Regions from separate parts of the Homo sapiens genome. Here region 1 is linked to region 2. Evidence: chromatin loops called from intact Hi-C (ENCODE). Cell type or tissue: IMR-90. All regions are shown on one strand. Links, peaks and the distances in the headings refer to the core of each region. The heading gives the core; the rest is flanking DNA. Region 1 has its middle 51 kb from the start of LINC00330. Region 2 overlaps LINC00407 (long intergenic non-protein coding RNA 407).

The links. Peaks named below come from ENCODE experiments on the same cell type or tissue, not always from the same donor. Only the 100,000 strongest peaks of a DNase experiment are listed, where the experiment ranks them.
Region 1: a loop joins it to region 2, with 5 times the contacts of the local background. A loop is called at or near these places in 2 of 110 quality-filtered maps.

What each region holds. Positions count from the first base shown.
Region 1 is chr13:44,757,161-44,760,081 of GRCh38, reverse strand. No RefSeq gene overlaps it. Among named protein-coding and RNA genes, the nearest start is that of LINC00330, 51 kb to the left of the region's middle. In IMR-90, for the core only: no CTCF peak of the experiment used is centred there; a DNase peak (open chromatin) is centred at 1,051; H3K27ac peaks cover 1,257 bases.
Region 2 is chr13:44,695,717-44,698,637 of GRCh38, reverse strand. All of the region lies in intron 3 of LINC00407 (long intergenic non-protein coding RNA 407), which reads right to left. All of the region lies in intron 2 of LOC105370185 (a long non-coding RNA gene), which reads left to right. Among named protein-coding and RNA genes, the nearest start is that of LINC00407, 57 kb to the right of the region's middle. In IMR-90, for the core only: no CTCF peak of the experiment used is centred there; no DNase peak of the experiment used is centred there.

The DNA of each region.
Region 1 (2,921 bases), core at 103-2,602, 62 kb before region 2:
TAGTCAGAACTCAGGATCTACACGGCTTATTTTCTGTATGTGCAGTGTTTGTATTTGGAAGGGAGACAGTTTAGCCTTCCCCCTCTGCCCCCCACCAAATCCTCTCACCAAAACCATGGTGCCCTCATTTTTTCCTTTCTGGATTGATGTTAAGCACTTAATGTAATTGCCTTAGGGAAAAAAAAAACAAAACAGCCAAAGATATATAATCAGCCACACCATGGCCTCATATTTCAAAACCTGCCTGGCTTCTTTTTAAATGCTCCTTTACAGGGTGTGAAATCACTCATGTCATGGCTGGGCCTCCTACAGCATGGGAGAGACAGACATCTCATCTTACTCCAGTAAGACAGCCAATGACTTGATTCCTCCTTCCTCCCTATCCCTCTTCCACTTCCCCGATCCCACTCCCAGCCTTTTACCCCATAGTTTCCCAGTCAGCCCTTCTCCAGTGGGCTTTTACTTTTAATTTGGCAGCTTGCTCTCTGATTCTCCTTTGCCTTCCATAAAGAAACCATGACTAAACCATTAGCACTCCATTCTCCTCCCAGTGTCAACCTGCACCTGGGCCTTGTCTTTCACTTCTGCTAGTGCCAGTGGTATTCACTCCAGTTAATTTCTCAGGGTGACTCCATTCCCGAGCCCTGGCTATTTTACCTACCCTCCCTGTCACCTGTCCACCCTTGAAATTCATTCTTCTGATGTAGCACGAACTGGGCTTAATGCAGATCCCTGCTTGTCTTCCCTAAGCGGCACGCCCCTTCTCCCTTACAGGGCCCTGAACAGCAGCGAGAAACACAGAAAGCTTTGGGCAGTTTGTTCTTGCTGATCTATTGTATTAGAGGGTGGGACCAGGAGTAAAGCAGAAATAGCTGGGAACAGTGAAACCTGTATCTAAATAAATAAGCCAACGGCTAAGCTAACGATATTCCATCTCTCATGCGGAGTCACAGTTGGCCAGTGAATATTAGTTTACTTTTACTTGCTGCGTACTCACTGGTGGAGAATGAGCAAGGCTTGGGTTGAGGAGATGTAGGCAGAGGGGAACATAAAGGCAAAGGGGGTGGAGAATCTATAAACCAGACAGACAGGCCTTAACTATGCTGTGTTGTGCTCATTTCCTGGCCCTGCTGAATCATCCCACCGCCACACAGGGTGAGCCAGAAAATCTGAAATCTGAAAATCGTTCTCTGCCTCTGCCTCTGCTCTGTTCTGTGTTTGGCTTTCTTGTCTGTATCACTTCTGTGATGTATATGTTGTGATATCCTAGGAGGTAATGATATGGCTATTATTGTTCCCTAGCAACCCTGCTTTCTAGAGAAAAATCAAAACACACACGTTTTGCTCCTCAATCTGACCTATTCCAATCAGTGTTAACTTTGCCCTGAGCCCTCTCCTTTGTGTGCACACACCCACTCACACATCCAATGTGCTGACCTCCCATCTCTGTGCTACGTTCTGGTTAATAACTTAAAATCTGAATATTATGATCTCTTTTCTCCATAGGCTATGAGTTAAGAGTTTGTGATAGTGAGTCTCATCAAGATGCTTATGGCTAGTTCAGAATGATTACAAATAAGAATACACTAAGGAGATCTAAACACCAGGCTATGCAAATGAGACATCTATTACCCCTTAGGAGATTTTTTTTTTCTGTTTCTCTAAAATAGAAAGCCTGGTTCTTTACTCTGGCCAGTTAGTTCTTTACTCTGTTCTTTACTCAGTTCTTTACTCTGGCCATACAAAGAATGTATGCCTTATAGATTAACTTTGATCTTTACCTACAGTTAAAATGATGAGAATTTCAAAATATGTTGAAAGGAAATACAAGAAAAGGTATAGAACACAGATGCCTAAGAGCTATGCGCCCTGCCAACTCCATTTGCCTAATCATAGCACAGTTGAGTGGAGACCTCTAACTACTCATTCATCCATTTCCTATGCCAGATATGGGAGAAACAGCAGTGTAGAAAGAAACAAGACAGGGACCCTCCCTACCCTCATGGAAAGTAGGGTCTAGTGAGGAGACAGACTTCAATAAACAAGAATAAATAATATATAAGACTGCAATTCCATGGGCGATAAATGCTTTGTTGCTAGGAAGAAAAACTATAAGGCTCTGTGATGGTGTACGATACATCCACAGGCTGGAGTATCAGGGAAGATGCTATTTATGCAAGAGATGTCAAGGATATGGTGCCGGGGGAAGATGGGGAACAGAGTGGGAAGCAGAGAGAGCACAGCCTACAGGTTTGCCAGAGCAAATAGTGATGGTGGAGGCTGTATTGCATAGTGATTATAAATTATAATCACCCTGGCAGAAATTTAAAACACTTTAATTCCTTTTGGGAGTTTATGATAAACAAATTTGGTAGGTATGGGTCTAATTAATAACAGTTATAATGACAACACTAACACTTATTAAATGCTTACTTATACATCAGAGGTATCAACTGTCACCCTCATGGTTATAGTCCCTGAGTACGCTAGACAGCAGTCCCCAGCTCCTAGCTCCTTTATTTATTTATTTATTTATTTATTTTTGATAGGGTTTCACTCTGTCACCTAGGCTGGAGTGCAGTGGTGCAACCTCAGCTCACTGCAACCTTCACCTCTTGGGTTCAAGCGATTCTTGTGCCTCAGCCTCCTGAGTAGCTGGGATTACAGGCACCTGCCACCACGCCCAGCTAATTTTTGTATTTTTAGTAGAGAGGGGGTTTCACCATGTTGGCCAGGCTGGTCTCCAACTCCTGACCTCAAGTGATCTGCCCTCCTTGGCCTCCCAAAGTGCTGGGATTACAGGCGTGAGCCACTGTGCCCGGCCCCACCTCCTTTACTCTGCTTTTCTTTTCTCTATAGTACTTACCACTATTTGACATTTTATATGTCCTTGTTTGCTTGTTTATTGTCTATCTCTCTGA
Region 2 (2,921 bases), core at 297-2,796:
GAAATTGTGGTTTAAAAATAAAAAGCCCTGAGTTGCATCCTTCACTCACTGATTAGGAAAAAAAAGCTAAATCAGTATTTTTCTTAACAAAACAAAACTATAAACAGAAGGTTTTGAGGTAAAAGGAAAGTAAGTGAGAATAAAAATAAGTTTATTAAGTATTTTAAATTGTAAGCCACCCAATTGTTCCAAAACACAAAAGCCTTCCCTGTTTTTGTTACTCAGTGGCCCTGTGATTTAAAGCTGCTGACAACACCAGTCGCTCACAATGACACTGTCCCCCTTTCTTCCGCGCACAGTGCACAGTCCTAGCAGACACTCATTTGTATGTATGGTTTCAGCCTGTCTGCCGTGTCTGGCCAAAGGGACAGATACTAATGGCATATGTTAATTACTATCCAACAACTTCCTTTCATTAGAGTGTTTATTAACATTCTCACTTCTGCCCATTGAACCAGCTGGCACGAGGGTCTGCTGGCAGCCCTGAGTTCACGTGCTGTTTTCACTCTGGGCTCACAAGATGTAATAGATTTTTCCTTTTGAATAATGAAACTCTGTTTCTAGCTCAGCCGAGAGCTTTCTGAGATGTCCAAAAGATGACACCAAAATAATAACTTTGAAACAAATGCTTTGCCATCGCAGCCATCATCAGAATTGGTCTAGATATATTTTGCTACTATAACAGGATAGGCATCCATCTATCTGTTTAGACATCTCTTTATCACTAGCTGGTACCAAATAACCCTTATTCTAACTGTACATACTCAGAAGCTATGAGATAATATATGTATTAGTGAGAATATAAACGATTTTAGAAGGAACAACAGCCTTCTCTAAATACATCTCCAGGCCAGGTGCGGTGGCTCATGCCTGTAATCCCAGCACTTTGGAAGGCTGAGGCAGGTGGATTACTTGAGATCAGGAGTTCAAGGCCAGCCTGACCAATATGGTGAAACCCCCATCTCTACTAAAAATACAAAATCAGCCGGGTATGGTGGTAGGAGCCTGTAATCCCAGCTACTCAGGAGACTGAGGCAGGAGAATTGCTTGAACCTGGGAGGCAGAGGTTGCAGTGAGCTGAGATCGGGCCACTGCACTCCAGCCTGGATGACAGCGAAACTCCAGCTAAAAAAATCCCAAACGATTTCCAGACTAGATTTCTCAATAGCATGACAATATACAGTTTACTAAAATTTAAGAGGGTGGGGATTGGGAAACAGGGGGAAAGTAAAATATTGGGGGAAAGGTCTAAAATGCCAAAACTGTGGACAGCATGATAAACTATCAACTGACATCTACAGCATTCATATTTCACAATAACAGCACCATTAACCATAAAAGACTCTTTAGATCTGTCTATTTCACTGACTGCACATGTGCCTTTAAAGTGCTGTGAGGAGGGTGATGGACAAGCCACCACCAGAATGACAAAGCAGGAATGACATGGTAAACAAGTGTTCTTCAGCAACCTCCCCCAGTGACGATGTCCCTCAGCCATCACTTGTGGCAGAATATCAAATGCAGTAAAGAGTTAGTGCAGAATGCTAAAGAAGGCAATTCTTAGACAGTTGCTTTGTTGGCATCATAGTAGATGCCACTTTAAAGGGGACCAGAAGTTTTGTTCTCATCTAATCAAGCTCCCTTGCCACAAATATTATTAGACGAATGGCTTTGTTTTGTTTTGTTTTGTTTTTGCTTTCAAATTAGAACACAACAAAGAAAACTAATTTTGTCAAAGGATTCCATAGCTGCAAAAGACATGGGGCTTTAGTACCTTCTTTTTAAATTAAAGCGAAAGCAGGTCTATGCATTATATTCTTAGTCCTGTGAGGAGGCCACACTCCTTTTCTTTTTCTTTCTTTCTTTCTTTCTTTCTTTCTTTCTTTCTTTCTTTCTTTCTTTCTTTCTTTCTTTCTTTCTTTTTTTTTTTGAGATGCAGTTTCGCCTTGTTGTCCATGCTGGAGTGCCGTGGCATGATCTCAGCTCACTGCAACCTCCACCTCCGGGGTTCAAGCGATTCTCCTGCCTCAGCCTCCTAAGTAGCTGGGATTATAGGTGTCCAGCACCACGCCTGGCTAATTTTTTGTATTTTTAGTAGAGACTGGGTTTCACCATGTTGGCCAGGCTGATCTTGAACTCCTGGCCTCAGATGATCCACCTGCCTCAGCCTCACAAAGTGCTGGGATTACAGGTGTGAGCCACCGCCCCCGGCCCAGCCCACACTCCTTTTCTTCTCGCTCCTCAGGTCCCAGCCACCAGAACCACCAGCTCCCCAGGATATGTGATGTGAAGCTAAGACCATACTTAGTCACATTCTCTCATGGGTCAAGGAGCCCTGGGCAGGAAAGTCTTTGGCATTTTGTGGGAAGGCAGATGGAGGAGTGCCACCAGCCATAAGAAGGATGCTTTAGTGGGGGGTACTCATCGAATCAACAAATACGTGTTACCTACAAACAGCTGATATTCAGCTGTCATGCACCAGTATGGCTGTATCTACTAATTTCTAAAATATCAAAATACTTCTGTGCTGATTGGCAAAACGTCTCTACCTTGAACCTCGCCAGTGCCTTCCTCTGCTGCAGACATAGCAATCTCTTCCCCAGGACCCCCTGAATTCCGTAAGACCAGCATTAGCACCTGGCTCTATGGTGGCCTCCAGGACTCTGCTCCAGCACTGGGGCTGGCATTGTACAGAAACAGCCGTGCTGCTGACATGGATGTATATATTCAGACTATCATCCTTGCCTATGGTGTCTTGGAATTAAGGTGGTATTGGTGATACACAGAAGAATCAAACACTGACCAGCGTCTTCCAGGAGCTCCCAATTTGGTGGATCATGAAAAACACTCTGTGCTAAGCCCCAGGAATTTTGAAATGGTGCCACTTTGGTGAAACTAATCTGCAGGTTTGGAAACTAGAC